Linked DNA regions of Mus musculus: region 2 is linked to region 1. A link is a loop called in an ENCODE intact Hi-C map of the cell type or tissue named here. Cell type or tissue: left cerebral cortex. All regions are shown on one strand. Each heading gives the region's core, and the rest is flanking DNA. Links, peaks and the distances in the headings are about the cores only. Region 1 has its middle 36 kb from the start of Gm40577. Region 2 holds the start of Mir341 (microRNA 341).

Region 1 (8,600 bases), core at 342-8,341:
TCCTTACAATTTCCAATTAAGTTCATTCAGGTGTCAAAGGTGTCAAGCTAAGTACACGGGTTTTTGAAGCCGACTGCGACGCACTAAGTGAGGATCGTTTTCACATTTCTGCCCCCATTTCATCGCTTGGCTCTTGAACTCAACAAATCTCCTTTGGATGACCACTTTGGCAGGGTGCCTCGGGCCCGCAGGGTGTCATTTCCCCACATCACGTCGAAGCAGACTGTACTGTCACAGTGTGGATTTTATGAGATGCACCCATGCGATCCTATGATTTGATGGGGATGTCAGATTGGCATGCATGGATTCTACACCAGCAGCTGTGCATAATAACACATATTTCATGCATCTCAGGGCTTTCTAGAAAAGTCTTAATGGAGGAGAGCTGTTACATCTTCCATTATTAAGTCACCTCTGCCCAGGACACCATGGGGCCTCTGTGATGAGCTTATGCATCACCAGGTATTAAGTTACCAGGCTGATTGCTTCATTCCTGTGATTTGTTTTGGAATTGCCTTAAAGAGCAAGAAGCATCCTTCTTGTCTTTCTTTTAGGGGTTCTGATCTCTGCTATTAATGGAACCCAATTAGATATGTATTAATGCGCAGATGTATCGATCTACAAATGAAAACTTCTGGTGGGGGGGGGGCGTTAATAAACCTTTGGAGCGGCGTCTTCCTTGTCATCCGACGTGTAGTCAATTCGTTTACTAATAATATTATCGGAAAATGTCACCTTCTCCATTTCCCTTGCTTCGTTAGTCTTAGACACACAGTGTTGACAGTTTCCAATCAGGCTGTTAAAATGAGCGATTCTGCAATTACGCGAGTCATTTCTGCTTTAGCTCGTAATTGCTGGACCTTGTAAGCAGCTCCTTGGGCTCCATCGGGTACCGGGCCCGATCGATCTCAGCAAAGAACTTTGCCTCTTAATTCGTGCTTCAGGGTGCTTAGAAAAGGTCACAGAGCACGCGTGGCTCGGCTCTGTGCTGGCACCGAGTGGCTGGCGCCCTTGCCTGCTTGGATGACTCCAAATAAGGCTTGCAGGCTGCCTCAGGGATGATTGTCGGGCCACATGAATCCCAACGTTCGACAATTCTCATTATGTCGCCTAATTAACGATTTAGACTTTTGGGGGGGATTACTGCTTGTCTTGCGACTCTGATAACTTTCCAGCTTTAATTAAAACGTTGTCAATTATAGAGGGAATAAAAATATCTGTAAAATTACATCCATTTAGACAAGAAATACTTAAGGAGACCTGAGGCTTTCCTAGCCTCTGAAAAATAACAATTTTTAAGAGTTTAAAAAAGTCTGGATTATTAAATGTTGGAAAGTATAAATAATTTTAAAAATCTTAAACAAGATAGGATGTATGAAGTTGTTTCTTGGCATTTTGTTCAGGAATTAAATATTTGAAAATTTCCCAAGATGTAACCATTACTTCTACATGTGGATAATATACAATGTAGTCTGATGGGGCGGGGCGGGGCGGGGCGGGGCGGGGCGGGGCGGGGCGGGGAGGCTTCTTGAGGTTTTCATTTCCCAAAATACCTTCAATGGGTTGGTGTGTTTGAAGTATATTAGACTTTTTATTTTTGATTTTTTTGGATTTATTTATTATTATGCATAAGTACACTGTAGCTGATTTCAGAAGCACCAGAGGAGGATGTTGGATCTCATTACGGGTGGTAGTGAGCCACCATGTGGTCGCTGGGATTTGAACTCAGGACCTTTCGAAGAGCAGTCAGTGCTCTTACTGGCTGAGCCATCTCGCCAACCCAGACTTTTTTTTTTTCTGTAGTGAAATAAATTTGTTTTAGTTAATAAAACAAATTGTTTTTAATTTCTAAGATTCATTATAAAATTTTGTAAAGAATCAGATTTTGAGTAATCATAATAAAAATGTAAAAGTATCCATAAAGCTTAGAGTATTGCTCGGTAGGCAGAGTGCTTACCCAGCACGCACGAAGTCCTGGGACCCAGCCCTAGTGCTACGTGGGGACCTGATGTGGCACACTGCCTGATCCAGTACTAGGGAGTCAGAGGCAGCAGAATCAAGAGGTCAGAGTCTTTCTTGGCTACAGAGTGAGTTCAGGGCCAGCCTGGGCTACACAGGACCACCCCCACCAACTCCTAACACACACACACACACACACACACACACACACACACACACACACCCTCACGAGTGGAGAAGTGACAGAACAACTAACAAAATCTATTCTTCTTTACTTGGAAGCTAGTCCAGAGTCGCTCTCTGAAGACAGAGTGGAAGGTTATGGAAGCCGGAACATGACCAGAAAGAGAAGGAACTGTTTCTACTCCTTGCAGAACAAAGAACTAAGCTGGGCCCAGACCTCATCTGACTGAGCAGTAGGAAGCACCAGACACTGTCTACAGCTGCCCTGAGCTGCCCAGCGGACAAGCCCCCCTACTGTCTCAGAGACCAGAATAATAATGACCCTACTGAGGGCAGGTTCCTGTGAAAAAGAGGAAGTCCCCAGAGAGCAGCTGGAGCCTGGAGGCTGCCATCTTGGCCTCAGGAGGCAGGCAGAAGAGAGGTGGGGACTGTTTATGTTGATAAGTACTGATAAGTTCTGATGATAAGTACCTGAGACTATGTATAAAGGACAGGGTGTGGTTCTGGAGGCTACAAGCCCAAGAGCAGGGTACCAGGATCTGGAGATGAGGAAGGACCACGGTTGAATCAAAACACAATAGGGTCATTATACAATAAACAGAGACAGCATGCAGGCTCCTCTCTCTCTCTCTCTCTCTCTCTCTCTCTCTCTCTCTCTCTCTCTCCAGGGTCCTGGGGCTTGCTATGTAGACCAGGCTGGCCTCGAACTGAGAGATCTAAATTCTGTGATTAAAGGTGTGTGCCACCATGCCTGGCTGTTTTCTTTCTCTTAGGAGCCATCAATGCAGTCTTGTAGGCTCTATGTAGGTGATGGCATCCAGCCAGAACCACCTCTCAAAGGCTCCATGTTCAGACACCATAAACATGACTTTCGGGATGAAGTTTCCAACACTTGAGACCTGTGTGTGTGTGTGTGTGTGTGTGTGTGTGTGTGTGTATGGGAACATGATGATAAGTTATTCAGCGTATGCGCATGATCAAGTTGGGGCCACTGGCATATCTTCAACCTGTAATCCTTTTATGTACTGGAAATCACACAGCTGCTTTTCTAGTCATTTCGAGGTCTATTCTCTCTCTCTCTTTTTTAAATTTTAAATTATTTATTTATTTTATTTATACGAGTACATAGTTGTTGTCTTCAGACACACCAGAAGAGGGCATCAGATCCCATTACAGATGGTTGTGAGCCACCATGTGGTTCCTGGGAATTGAACTCAGGACCTCTGGAAGAGCAGTCAGTGCTCTTAACTGCTGAGCCATATCTCCAGCCCCAATTTCATCCCTTTTAGAGCCGAGGAATAGTCTCCTGGGTAGGTCCGCCATGTTTTCCATGTCTGAGCACTGGTTACTTGGGGTGGGTACTTCTACAACAAACATGGGAGTGCAGGTAGGTGTCCTGTTTTTCTAATACATGATTTAATTATTTTTAAGATTAGAATATAATTACATTATTTCTACCCTTCCTCTTGCTCTCTCCAGTCCCTCCCATGTCCCCTTCCTTGTTCCTTGTCAAATTCATGGTCTCTTCTCCTTTAATTGTCATTCCTACCCCCTTATACACACACACACACACACACACACACACACACACACACACACACACCCTTTAGTGTATGTTCAATTTCAGGGCTGACCACTTGGTATTGGATAACCAGTTGGGCCTCATTCCTGAACCCTTGGCGCTCTGTGTAGGGGTGCAGCCCTGTGAGATTTCCCTCTTCCTGTACTTATCCAGGGCAGCCATATTGTTGAGGTATCATGAGTAAACTTTGTTATTTCTAGTGGACACAATCTCACAGCTGACTTTCTGGTCTTCTGGAAAACTGCAATCTTTCTGTTCTCTCTTTTGTAAAGTTTCCCCAAGCCTTAGGTGAAGGAACTGTAGTGCTGATGTACCAACCGGGGCAGTGCCCTGCTGGCTTGTTCTCTGCATTCTGAGCAGCTGTGGTTTTCTGTAATGGTCTCTGTTGTACAGAGGCGTGTAGGTGTCTTTTTGGTGTCGTGTATTCATTTCCTTTGGGTTGCTGGCTTATATGCCAGTTCTATGTATCATGTTTCGAATATCCATAATGGCTGTTGATTTGTTTCCGTGGACAGACAGGCAATATGCACTTTTGGGAACAAACTGTGGTGGGGGACACATTGCAGACAGGTATAGGGGGCCAGAGGCCAACCTTTGGGGTCAACAAAGAGCTGTTGAGTCAGCCCACCTTGGAACCTACTCTGCTGCTGGGCTTCCTACTGAATAAAATGACACCCATAGGCGCCTTGTGAGCTTGGATTAGCTTAGCTCCTGTTCTCTGTAGTGAGTCTCCCCCTGGGGCGCGGGGGGTGATCCTCCCTGATCAGCGACTGCAGAGATGGGTGGACAAGGAGCTTAAGAATGGATTGGGATCAAAGAGTTATGTGGAAAGAGGGCTGGGGGTGAAGGGGCCTTGGGCTGGCAGTCAACAGCAGGCAGGGCAGGAAGTACTGTTTTTCCAGCCAGAGCCGGAGGGAACCAGTCTTGCAAAGCTGTGCGATGACTCAGAAGGGAGGACAGTGTCGTGTGGGGGCGGGAGGCAGAGTGATCACTTTCCCCGCCGACAGGCTTCATCTTCAGAACATTCGATCAGAGGTGAGTGATCGTGGGCGTTAAATGCTCACCTTTAAAGGTCAACACGGCAGACAGCCGGCCTCGTGGCCCAGACGTGTGCCTTGGGTAACCGCAGTGGAACTCATTAACTTGTCACCACGGTCCTGGAGCTGTCAGATGGCCTTCCTTAGGAGGTGCTTTATCCCCAACCCCTCCCACGCTGGCCAGCCCGAAGTACCAAGTCACACAGCCCACAGAGCAGGGAGCTGAGGGAGGACATGGTCAGGCCCCCACCTGATGCTATCATCCCCAGTCTGAAGGGCAAATGGCAAGAGAATGCATGCACTGAGCACTTCTGTATGTGACACCCTGCCTGGAAGTACTTAATGCTTAGTTCTAGTCAAAGGAAGGGAGTCTTGGAGAATTGGGGATCACTCAGATGTCAGGCTCTTAGGGATCCACTAAAAAGTGTTAACCTACCTGGGGACATCAAGCTAGGTCCTGGGATGGTCTCTGACTCCTGCAGAGACCATCGCGTGAAGTGAAGCAGGCTACATCATAACACAGCGTCAGGGGCTCGGAGAGAAGAGCTGAGACCCACTCGCCTCTGCTTTCTCTTCTCAACTCTGTTCCCTGCACAAATCCACTTCCCCAAATATTTATTGAGTGTCTATTAAGCCCAAGTACTGTTACCTCCCAGCTCAGGGCAATCTCTGCCTTCTAGGGTACACAGTCTGAAAAGAGACATCATGGGTGGGACATCATGCAGGGACAGAGATGCCTGGATGGGGGACTGGGGAACATGAAGGGACAGTCAGGAAGGGACAGAGATCTGACTGCAGAAGAGAGAGAAGGATCCCACGACTCCTTTAAGGCCTGTCAGAGTTCCAGAGATGACCAAGGACCTGGGCCCGGGTAGGGCACTCACGTGTGGGGGCTGTCTGCCTTCAGGGACCCCACAGCTAGGCCACCCGAGAACCCCTGGTGTCCATCCATCCATGGGATGTCTCTGTGTGGAGTGGTGGGCCCACCAGAAGGCATGGCCTCTGAGACTTTCTGGGGTGTCCCCCTCTAGTCACTTCAGATTTAGCCCGGCTATACCCCCGACCAATTTTTCTCTCCAAGTATGTGGCAGGGTGGGGAGTCCACTTCCTGAAGGTCCTGAGTTGCTGGGGTTTGAGCAGGGTGAGGGCGAGGTGCTTTTCTAGGGCGGCCAGCTTCTGTCTGGTTCTATACCCGCCGCGGTCTTATGGGAAGACTCCAGTCCTCAGCACACAGTGTAGACATGGAGTTTCAACCCAGCGGACTCTGACCACCACCCTGCTTGAGGCCGTTCAGTGCCATGCCTCGCATGCTCTTAAGAAAATGATCAAAACCTTCAACAAGGCTCTGCTTAGTGTGCTCACACAGCATCGTCCCAACTGCTCTGAATTAATCACTGCTCCCAACCGCCTCGGATTAATCGGGTGTGAGTGTTGGCTTAATCTCCTCTCCATTGGAGTCTAGCTGGCACTGCGGTACCCCTGGAGCTGTGCAGTGACATGTTTATATGTAGAAAATTAAGCAAATAATAAAAACAGCTGGCACTGGGGTGTTATTATCTCCGAGTTCACAAGCTCCATGTTTTGCATACATTAACTTCAACCCTCAAACACCGAGGCAGCTGCTGCCGGCATTGTACAGGTGAGAAGCCCGAAGCAGCGAGGTCAGGTGACTTGTCCCAAGGTGTTCAGGAAGGGATCGGAGCCAAGCAGCCAGTCCCAGCAACATGTTCAGAAACAAGAGATGCATTACTGATTCATTGTATGAGTGGGGAAAAAAAAGGCAGACAACTTTTTAAAGGTGAGAGAAATCCCCCAGAAAGGAACGTCATTAGCATTTTATGTCATTTTTCCTCGGCATACGTTAGGTACAGCCTTAGATGTAGCCATGTTTTTGGAACCTGATGGTGTTCACTCCACGGTGCTTTGCTGTCTGCTTTTTTTTTTTTTGGTTTTTCGAGACAGGGTTTCTCTGTGTAGCCCTGGCTGTCCTGGAACTCACCCTGTAGACCAGGCTGGCCTTGAACTCAGAGATCTGCCTGCTTTTGCCTTCCAAGTGCTAGGATTAAAGGTGTGCACCACCACTGCCCAGCTTCTGTTTGCTTTTTTTTTATTGACAGCCATCTGAGACACTTTCACACAGTGCCTGATTGATTTATCTGTATCTTTTTTAAAAAAATATTTATTTATTTATTTATTAAATGTAAGTACACTGTAGCTGTCTTCAGACACTCCAGAAGAGGGCATCAGATTTTGTTACGGATGGTTGTGAGCCACCATGTGGTTGCTGAGATTTGAACTCAGGACTTTTGGAAGAGCAGTCGGCACTCTTAACCGCTGAGCCATCTCACCAGCCTCCGATTTATCTGTATCTTATGTGTGTGAGTGCTTTGCACTCATGTGTGAACATGTGTACCATGGGTGTGTGTGTGCGCAGAAGAAGACTGGATCCCTGGACCTGGAATTACACATGGTTCAGAGCTGCCATGAGGGTGCTGGGAATCGAACCAGGTCCTCTGGAAGAGCAGCCAGTGTGCTTAACCGCTGAGCCATCCCTGTGTATTTATTCATATTCTAGGGCATGGCTGAAGCAGAGATTGTACAGTTTAACCCCCTTTGCTCCTGTAAGGCCCTTTCTGCTTTGTCCATGTACAATACCAAATTATCAGACGAGGAACTGTCTTTATTATTAATATCGATTCCCAGAAGTAATTTCTAGGACAAAGGTCATGCAGGGTTTTTAAGACGGCCAATGGGTGTAATGGCTCCCAGGAAGGGGAAAGGGAGATGCATTCTCAAGTGGTGGAATTCAACAGACCCACACGTGACACCCCTCATCTACCTGGATGGGGGTCCTTGGAAATGCTGTTAGTTGGGACATGAATTGAAAAATTAAAGAAATGCACTGTCATTCCTGGACCACAGGATGTGTTTCACATCCCCAGGCCTGGGCTCTCTGAGGCTTATGCAGCTGAGAGGAGAAGGGGGCTGCCCCAGGGCCTGGTGGGTATGCGGGCTCTGCCTGATCTGCGTCTACAAGGAGGATGTGAGCTTTCCAAGCCAGACACTGGCCATTTCTTCAGCCTGGAAAATTCTGCAGTCACGAGTGGGATTCTTTTAATGAATTAGTTAACATCTCAAATGCTGCCCCATCCCAGCCACCCCTTCACAGAGTTCCCCTCCCCCTCCCTTTCTTCTCTGAGAGGGTACCCCCCCCCTCCCCGTATCCTCCCACCCTGGCGCATCAAGTCTCTGCAGGATTAGGTGCATTCTCCACTGATGGGATTCTTAAGAAAATCCCAAAATCCTCTTAAGAAGATGATGAGAATGAAGTTTATAAGGTTCCAGTTACCGGGAACAACTCAACAGCGTGTTACGGCCCCAACACAGCCCGGCACAGCCCCTGGCACAGAACTTGCTGGCAGGGATGGAACAGATCAGCACGCCCACTGCTGTGGAACGGACTAGTACGCCCCCTGCTGGCAGGGGTGGAATGGACAAGGCTCGGTGTGAGTCATGAGTCATAGTGCTGAATTAAGGAAGAAGAGGATGTTTAAACTTCTGTCCATAGGGCTATTCGGAGGTGAAGAGCTTCCCCAAGACCCTGGACCACAAAACTAGAGGGTGGTGGTTCTGTCCTTTCAATCCTGTGTGCACTGTCCACCCCACCTCAGCCTCAGCCACCGCAACTACCCTCTTCCCCCGCTTATCACCCCCGTAGATCTGCAGAGGAGAACAGGGCTTGCCTCAGGAGCTGGCTGGTGACATCTGTCAGGAAGAATAAAGCCTTGAGTGCCTGGGCACAAAGCTTGCCTAGGTGGAAGGCTTACCTGGCCACACCC
Region 2 (8,600 bases), core at 120-8,119, 770 kb after region 1:
GGGACCGAAGAAACACTCCCTGCAAACTGGGTGGACTGAAGGGAAAGTGTTGGGGGGCACTCTAGAAACAGACACCCACCAGATTCACACCATCTACTCCCTGATGGGACCTCTAGCACCGCCAGACCCTCCCCACTGAGCTGCAAAGACCCCGCAGCAGCATCTCTCCTTAGGGCAAAACCAGCAACCTGCGTATCTTTCTGCTGGGACACTGTGCCAATTTAGTTAAGAGAACAGCACTGTCACCTGTCACACACATCGAGTAACTGGCTCAGTCACACTGTCTAGTTTTCGTTTTTTTTCTTTCTTTCTCTCTTTCTTTTTTTTAATTAAGCCTTGCTCGAAAGGTAAGAATTGATGCTTTTCCCCCTATCGCTGTTTGCAGCCGCCCCGCCTCGGCTGCTCTCAGCCCCCCGCCTGAGTTTGCGCTCAGTCACAGGACAGCAAACTGACTCACCTTGAGACCCCAAGACCTGCTGGTCCACTAACCCCTTATGACTCTCCATCGTTCCCAGAGCCCACACTTTTCTGGCCCTCCTGCAAAAACCACAGGCTCTTCTTCACTCTTCCCTTGGGTTTCCTGGGCTCCTGGCCACTTCGCACTGCCTGCAAGCCCTCTCCTTCATCTTTCATTCCTCACTTTGGAAAGCAGACACTGGACAGCTCCGACCCTCAGCCACTCGCCCGCCGCAGCTCCTGCTGCACTGCAGCACAGTCTCTGTGGGAGAGGTGCAGCCTGAAGCCACCCGGGACACTGTCGCCCCCCGCCCGCCCGCCTGCCCGCCCGCCCGCCCGCCCGCCCGCCTGCCTGCCTGCGTCCTCTGCATCTGCTGCAATTAAAAGCGCTGCCGCAGAAATCCAAAGCGTAGGTCCCTCTTCGTGTCTCCCCCCTCCTCATTTGGGAACGCAAAAACTGTAGCCCAGGCAGCCCCCTTGTGGCACTTGGGGGCGCCACAGACTCTTGGCTGCTGTTTAAAGATTTCAGACCATTTCCACTGCACCGTGAGTTGGCACAAATCTTAAGTGGCCCAACTTCTATCGGATGCAGAACTCTGCTTTCTGCTCCTTTTTAAGAGTCCCCTCTCCACTCCTCTATCCCCATCCACATCTCCCTCTGAAGGAAGGGAAGTTGCCAGAGTTATCCTGTTGAATACAGCTCTGACAAGCAGACAGGTGTCTGGCAACCGTAGCAATAACCAGGAAAGTTTCTGGGAGAAGGCTGTCTCTTTGAAGGATGTTTGGTTCCCCTCTCTTATCACACAGGAATGGGATTGTCTCTCAGAAGGTTCAGTTTCCATTTCTCTCTCACAGATGGCAACTTGAGATGAGAGGAAGGTCAGGGTCTAAGTTTGTGTTTGAGGAGGTGGTCGGGGGCTCTCCCACCATAAAGGGGTCAGTATAGGGCACATCCCTAGTGTGAGGGGCTTGCCTTAGGAGGTCTCTGTTCCCAGCTTTAAGCCCCAGATGCTCAGAGGTGACACTTTTCATCGAAAAGTTCACCAGAGCCCTGGAAAATTCTGAGCACTCTAGACTGCAGTCAATACACAGAGACCCTAGCCCCCCACTAACTCTATTTATAATTTAATTACAGATGAATAGGGCCCTCTCTGCATCAGGTTAATAATGTCATTTTCATAAGCCTCCGCTAATAGGTAGGTGCCTACACCTAATTTTGACCCTGCCCTTCAAAGGGATTGGGCCACAAAATAGCTGAGATCTCAAGGACTTCTGGGAGGTGCTTATAACTAGTCAATCCATCCTTTGCCCACCCACACCACTCGGCACAGCCTTGCTAGGCAGTCTTCAGCAGCAGGGTGTGGTGGGGAGCCTCGGAGAGCCTTGGGTTTCATCCTGGCCCAACCTCACACCAGCTGGGAGACTGTGAGTATTGGACTTCTTTGCTTTTCTGTGCCATGGTGTCTTCACCAATCCAATGGAGATCATGAGACTTTTCCTCTTTGTGAAATTTCCCATGTGAGTTCTGGACAGACAGCCCACCCAGCTCAGGGCTTCAACTAGGGTGACTTGAATCCCGACTGCCATCACCCACCCTGATTGCATTGGTGTGTGGCAAAGTATTTCCTGTTTGTTTTCTCATAAGAATGATTGCAGTTCGAAGACAGGAAGCCGACTGACCGACCGACCGATCGACCGACCGACTGACTGACAGACCGAGCGATCGGCCGACCGGCCAACTGACATCATCATTTTAACCCTAACCTCACCCTAGTGATCTAGGAGGTAAGAGTGTTGCAGTGTCTGGTGTGAATGAGTGGAGAGTTAGCCATTTCCCAGAGGCTATACCATGCCCTAAGCATGCTGCCTCCTTATCTTAGCTGTCACTTCAAGGGAGAGACAGGGAAGGAATATCTCTGTATGTGTCTCTCTGCTTTATAAACCCAAATGCTTGTTATAAACCATGCAAATGCTAGTAAATGCAGATGTGGGCTCTGCAGGGCTTTCTGCTGCCTGCCACATCTCCCACATCTCCTGTGAGTTCCTCAGGCTAAGAGCTGCCTCCGGGCTGGCTTGATTTGTGTGATTAAGCCTGCAGAGGGGACTCTGCCAGGAGATGTTGTAGCGTGTATGCAGCATGGAGCTTTGAAAAGCCAGACTGTTGTCTCTCTTATGACACTTGTTACATGTCACCCTCCTCCTGGATCCCACTGGCGACTCCACGAGCGTTTATAAAGTGTCTGGTGGAGGCTAAGCTACTCTCATCTGCTTCAGTCCTCACTTCAAGCCGGTGAGAGAAAAACTCTCATCTTCATTTCACAGGGAAAGCCCGAGACTCTGAAAACTAAAGGGAATTGTGTGGCCTCACGGCTACAGAGGGAGAGTCAAGCTTAGCTGTGCAGCTTGAGAGCCCCCTGGCTCTACTGCAGCTGCTCTTGTAGCTCCCACTTCTGCAGGTCAAACGGAGCTGGCCAGGCAGCCACTGCTCAGTCAGGAAAAAGAAAAAAAAATAGAAAACAGGGGGCTTTGCATTCAGAGGCTTCTCCCTAGCAACTGGTGAAGGGGCAGAGAGACAGAGAGAGAGAGAGAGAGAGGGAGAGAGGGTCTCAGAGCTGATTAAGAGCTAGAGACAGAGCAGCTGCCCCCCCTCCCCTAAGGGGAGCACCACGCCCTCCCCTGGGCTGCTGGAAGAACAGCAGGGCAAAAGGCTCAGTAACCAATGGCAAGAGAGCATAGGAGAAGCACCCCCAGACAGGTGGAAGAGGCCCCAAATTTATTCTCAGGGTGGGTGGGGGTTTTGCTATTGACGACAGCACAGAGAGGACCCTGAAGAGAGGGAGCTTGCCTCCTCTAAAGACCTGAGGGCCGAGACATAAGCAGGCTGCTGTTGGAGCTGCGGAGGCTGATGTAAAAGACAGGGGAGGGCTGAGAGGAGCGTCTCAGTACGTGAGCCCCCAAGCAAGCGGCTGGGGAGAGAGAGCTCACTGCTACTGGAGGCACCCGAGCAGAGAGGCAGGCCGGTAGGTGATGGGGAAGCTGCAGCAGGTTTCTCTAGCTGGCTAGCAGCCCAAAGGGACAGGCTTTTGAGAAGCAGCCCCAGTGCCCAGTCGGGAGCCAACAAGTGGGGCTGGCTGGAGGGTACCTGGCAGGGGTCAGGACAAGGATGGGTGGCCTTTGCCGTGACCCTCACCAGAGGTTAAATGGCAATGGCACCCTGATTGGTAGCGTAGTACCACTGAGGCACTGAGGGAGAAGCACTGTGATTGGGGGAGAGTGCTTTGGGAGAGTGGGGGTTGGTGGGAGCTGTCCAACTCCTCCTTAAGGGAGGGCCAGCTGGAGCAGCTAAGAGTCTTCTCTGGCTGATTTCAGGAGTGCTAGCCTGAATCATCTGTAAGGTAACAGTCTGGTAAAGTGGGTGGGGGGCATAGAAAAAGGGTCTGTCTGGTTGAGGTATCAGCTGGTCATAGAAAAAGCAGGCTACTTTTCTGGAGGCTAGATGCTAGCCACAGAGTCAGAGGGCTGCATGACCTGAATAGGGTGGGAGGCTTGGAAAAGCACCCTACCTAGTGGGAAGACTCAGGAGCCTGGGCACTGATGGCTGTGGCTGAAATGCTAGCCTATTAATGGGGGTTTCACTGGGGGCTTTTAGCAGATATACCCCTCAACCAGACACACCTGTGCTGTGTAGTTTCTATGGGAGACTCTTGTCATTGCTCCTGGGCTTGTACTCAGTATATGTGGAGTATGTGTGAGTGTGTACTTTCAGGGGCCAGCTGTGAAGGTGGCTGGGGTTTCTTGTCTATGAAATAATCAGGATGACCTGACCTGATGAAGCCTTGAGAAGGGCATATCCCAATGGAGAAAAAATATCTCCAAAACGGCAGGAAAGGAAATGCTAATGATAGAATTGTTTGAGAAAAGTTCCCCTGGTTTCTGCCTGTGACTGTCCAGTTCTTGACAACAGGATCTGGGGGCCTCAAGGTCGGTCGGCTGCTCTGACCCGCCAAGTGGGGGCAGCATCGTGTTGCAGGTCAGAGAGCCAGTGTCCACAAGATTGCCTGGCTGCTTCTGGGTTAAGGTTGCTGGGGAGGCAGCCTGGACCCCCAGAGCTTTGGCGTTTGGGTGGTTTTATTGCTGGTGCTGTTGTGATGTTGTTTTGTGATTAAAGGATTTGTTGAGAGCTCTGGATGTGGGCATTTGACATTTGGCAATGTGACAATCATACGTGTCACTAACCTTGCTGTTTTTATGTGGGGAGAGGGTCCAGGGGGCCCAGCGTGTGTGTGTGTATGTGTGTGTGCACGTGCTTGCATGCACAAGTGCGTTGACACACACTCTCACAGGTTTGTGATTAAATATTTCTGGTTAAAGGTGACTGAAGACCCTGCCGGGCTCAGATTGGATTCCCTGTGAATTTGGAAAGCCACCCAAAGTCCAGCCCAGGAGCTGGGGTCACAGGGCAGCAAGCCCTTTAGCCCCTGCTGGGAAGGGAGGGAACACTCCACCTCTGATAACTCCTGTTGCTCAAGGCAGGGGATGAAATACAGGCTTGAGGGAGTTGAGAAATGGGTTTCTGTGGCAGGGTCGCACATGGAGGAACCATCTGCCTGACCAGTGAAGAAAGAAAACATTGAAGAGAGAGAGAGAGAGGCGCCTTTGTGCAGGCAAACAAGGAGGGTCCCTTCTGTGTAAGGGGCGACAGGCAAGTTGCACTTCCCCTGAACGCACAGCACACAGACGGCTTAGTGAGTCAGGCCAGGCGTTTCTGTACCACTGAGCAGCTAAGCTTTCTGGGGGTCATCTGGAGACCACCCCCACTATTTCTCGGGAGTCATTCATGCTGAAGGCAGTGAAATAAGAGCCTCTAAATGCTTCCTGTGCGCAATCTGATTTCTTTTATTTATTTATATGAAAATAAGATTCACTCCCTACCAAATTACAGGGGAACCCAATTAAAAGCAGTAGGGTAGCTGGGCCGACCCCCAGGCGTTTGAGGAAGAACAGGGGTACCTTGGGAGGGTCTAAAAGGGGTCAGGGCTTGGGTAGGGGAGCCGGGGGCGTTATTCATCCTGGAGGCTTTTTGTTTTGCGTCTGTCAGTCATGTTCTCTGAAAAGGCAGAGCTGCCTTGAAGAGGGAGGGAATGGGTGGTACCTGGCTGGGCTGGGCTGGGTCGGGTCGCGCCGGGCTGGGCCAGGCTGGGTTGGGCTGGGCTAGGGAAGCTTGGATTTTACTGAGTACCCTGCCTGTGTTCCTATGCCAGATGACTTATATGAGTTATTTTTCTCAGAGACATCTCAATGGGCCTGTGTGAGAGATTCTGGATTTTTAAAGAAAAATGAAAGGAAGGAACCAAAACACAGAGACACTCCTGGGCTACCTAAGGACACACAGCTAGAGACCATGCAGTATCTGGATGGGAGTTAAGATGGCTACTTATGATTGACAAGCCTACTCCCACACTAAAAAGGAAAGGGTACCGACGCCATCTCACCCTACACACACATGCCACGTCCTTTGACCCTAGAGGCAAGGCCGACTCAAAGACACAAATGTCCACTCTCAGACCTGTATGTTTTATAACTGATTTGTCACAGCTCTTTCCCTATCCTGTATCCTGGGACGAGAGGGCAAGGAGCAAGCTGAGAGATTATAGTCACATTGTAAAATTAATCACAACTATGAGGTGCATGTGTGTACAGGTGTGTGCACAGGAGTGTGTCATTCCATGTGTAGTATTACGGCGATATGCAGACTCACCAGCAACACGCAGCAGGCGACATGGCCCTCTGCTTAGAGGGGCGGTCTCCGAAGTAAGTGTCGGGAAAACACAAAAGGGTCTTCTGGAAGGGGCAAAAGAACATGGTGATTAACCTCTGACCCATTTTGTTAATTACACTGGGCGGGGAGGGGGGACAGGGGGAATAGCCTTAGAATAGGAAATCCTATAAGCAAGGCATTGCAGTTCAAGACCATGGACTGGGAAATTTTGGACACAGGGTGGGGCACACGCCTAACTATGGGGGTGCTATCAGGAGATGGGTGTCAAGCTTATTCTTCAGCTTAAGCACAGTGTGTCCAGTGGGGGGAAAGGCGTGGGGTGGGGAGTATTAGGAGGGTACAAGCCGTTGAACACCGGACTTTTGTATCAGGCTTTTTTCCTTTCCCCTTGGACTTAATCCCAGAAGCTCTGGGAAGTCAGCGAAAGGGCTAGAAGGCTACACGGGAGCAAACTGGTATTTTAGAAAGATTTCTCAGTGAAAACAAATCTGTGCAAACCATTTACTCAGCTAGCCCACCGCTAAGGGGCTGGGATAAACAGAGGGATGTGTTCACCAGGCTAGCTACCAGAATGTTCTCTGTGGTGCCATCAGCAATGGCATAAAATGAAAACAGCTTAGCTCTCTTTAATCGGCCATCAGTTGAGCTGGATCACATTAATTAAAATGTGGGTGTGTGTGGTGTGCCCTCCTCGCTGATCCTTGCAGAGAACACTTTTATGGATGTATTTATGGTTTTATTTTTTAAATACCATATTGAACAAACAGGAACCCTGACCTGCCCTGATGAGAAGGATGTTCACCAGGCTTCTATCTGCACGCACTCTCCAGGAAGGGAACAGGACAGCTGGCATTTTCAATAACAGAACAGGGTGTTGCATACGTACACCGGAATATTAAACAGCTCTTAAAAAGAGGGAAATGCGCAAACCTATTGTCTTTTAATGGACGTCTGGATTTTACAATGGACCAGATTAATCATGATCTTTTGTTCCAAGACAGTTTCCCATCGTTGGTCCGAGGCACAGTGCCTTTCATTCCGCTAACGTATGCATTCATATATTCATTTGTAATAATGTCATAAGGGCTCGGGAGCTCTCTCCCCAGATCCAAGGCACTCAGCAATTACTTACACCTGCCAGGATAAAGGACCCCAGATTTCAGGGTGGCAGTAAGATGCTTAAATCACCTCCCGTGTATACAGAATCCGAGGTGCTGGGTGTCATCAGAAAGGCAATGGATCTTTGTTATGGCCAAGCAATTCTGGAGGGGAGGAAAACAAGCTGATACAAAATGCTAAAGGAAGAACGCTAGCTCTGAAACAGCCTCCGCACGAAAGAAAAAAAGTCAGGGACTCTGGAAAGGTGTGTTTATAGAGGTGTGCAAATGTACAGAAAAATGCAGGAGCCCAGGAGGACCACAGCAGCTAAATTGAGGAGGGGGCTATAGATGAGGGAGGGGCTCAGTCCTACAACCACATGGACTTTTACCAACCACCAAATTAATTAGCAGTACTTTTGCTGTACAATTACAATAAATATTTTGCATGGGGTTTTTTTTTTAATGGCTCTTTGTTATGGTTGTTGTTTATTCTTTTGGAGGATTTTACTGGCCAAACAACAAACAAACAAACAAATAAACAAGCAAAGGGAATAATCAAAAAACAAATTCGATTAAAGTTGTGGGTGCCCAAAACAAATTCTCAGCACAAAGGGACTCAAAAGGGGAGTCAAGGTTTATATTTTTTTCTCTTCCTTTTTTTTTTTTTTTAAATTTAATTTTTATTTTCTGTGCTTCTGCGCTGACGCCGCAGTCCGCTCAGCCTGTCAGTGACATGCAGCTAGCAGGTGTGAGCCTAGGCTGTGATTTCACTTCCAATCCGACCCTCAACGTCTGCAATGTACCCATGGGGGAACATTTTCCTCTTTGGTCCTTAAGAGGCCCAGAAAGCTAATGCGCTGGCCCGTGTTCTAGGGGATTAGCTGTATGGAATGGGAACTCCAGGGGAATGTGACTTGAGATAGATGCTGGCACAGGGGACACGGTCCTCTAGAGAAATAAACACAGAAGTGGTATGTGTCTCAACTGTGCAGCCTGCTTGCTGGTAACGAGCCGAGGCCATGCTACGTGCCCTGACAGCTTGACTCTTGAGCAACCCACACTATTACTGTGTACCTTCAGGGTCTAACGCAGAGGGTCCTGGCATCAGCATCACTAAATCATCCAAGTAGCGCACTGCACACTGGACTCCTCAGAAGACCCCTTTCTCTTCAAGGTACCCCAAGTCTGGCTTGCATCCTGAGCTTCAGACCTAGCTAGTGAGTCCCTCTGCAGCTGTCAGGGGCTGTCAGGATCTCAGACTGCGC

The links. A loop is a pair of places that touch in the nucleus more often than their neighbours do. Peaks named below come from ENCODE experiments on the same cell type or tissue, not always from the same donor. Only the 100,000 strongest peaks of a DNase experiment are listed, where the experiment ranks them.
Region 2: it touches region 1 in a loop (2.7-fold over the local background); 3 of 42 quality-filtered maps call a loop at or near these places.

The regions. Positions count from the first base shown.
Region 1 is chr12:110,377,583-110,386,182 of GRCm38, reverse strand. No RefSeq gene overlaps it. Among named protein-coding and RNA genes, the nearest start is that of Gm40577, 36 kb to the left of the region's middle. In left cerebral cortex, for the core only: a CTCF peak has its summit at 8,230 (motif pointing left); DNase peaks (open chromatin) are centred at 965, 4,670 and 8,221.
Region 2 is chr12:109,605,111-109,613,710 of GRCm38, reverse strand. Rian (RNA imprinted and accumulated in nucleus) reads right to left here. Exons shown (of 21, transcript NR_028261.1): 2 at 7,370-7,497. Mir341 (microRNA 341) reads right to left here and starts at 2,211; the gene lies at 2,116-2,211. Mir1188 (microRNA 1188) reads right to left here and starts at 1,889; the gene lies at 1,770-1,889. In left cerebral cortex, for the core only: CTCF peaks have their summits at 939 (motif pointing left) and 4,454; no DNase peak of the experiment used is centred there.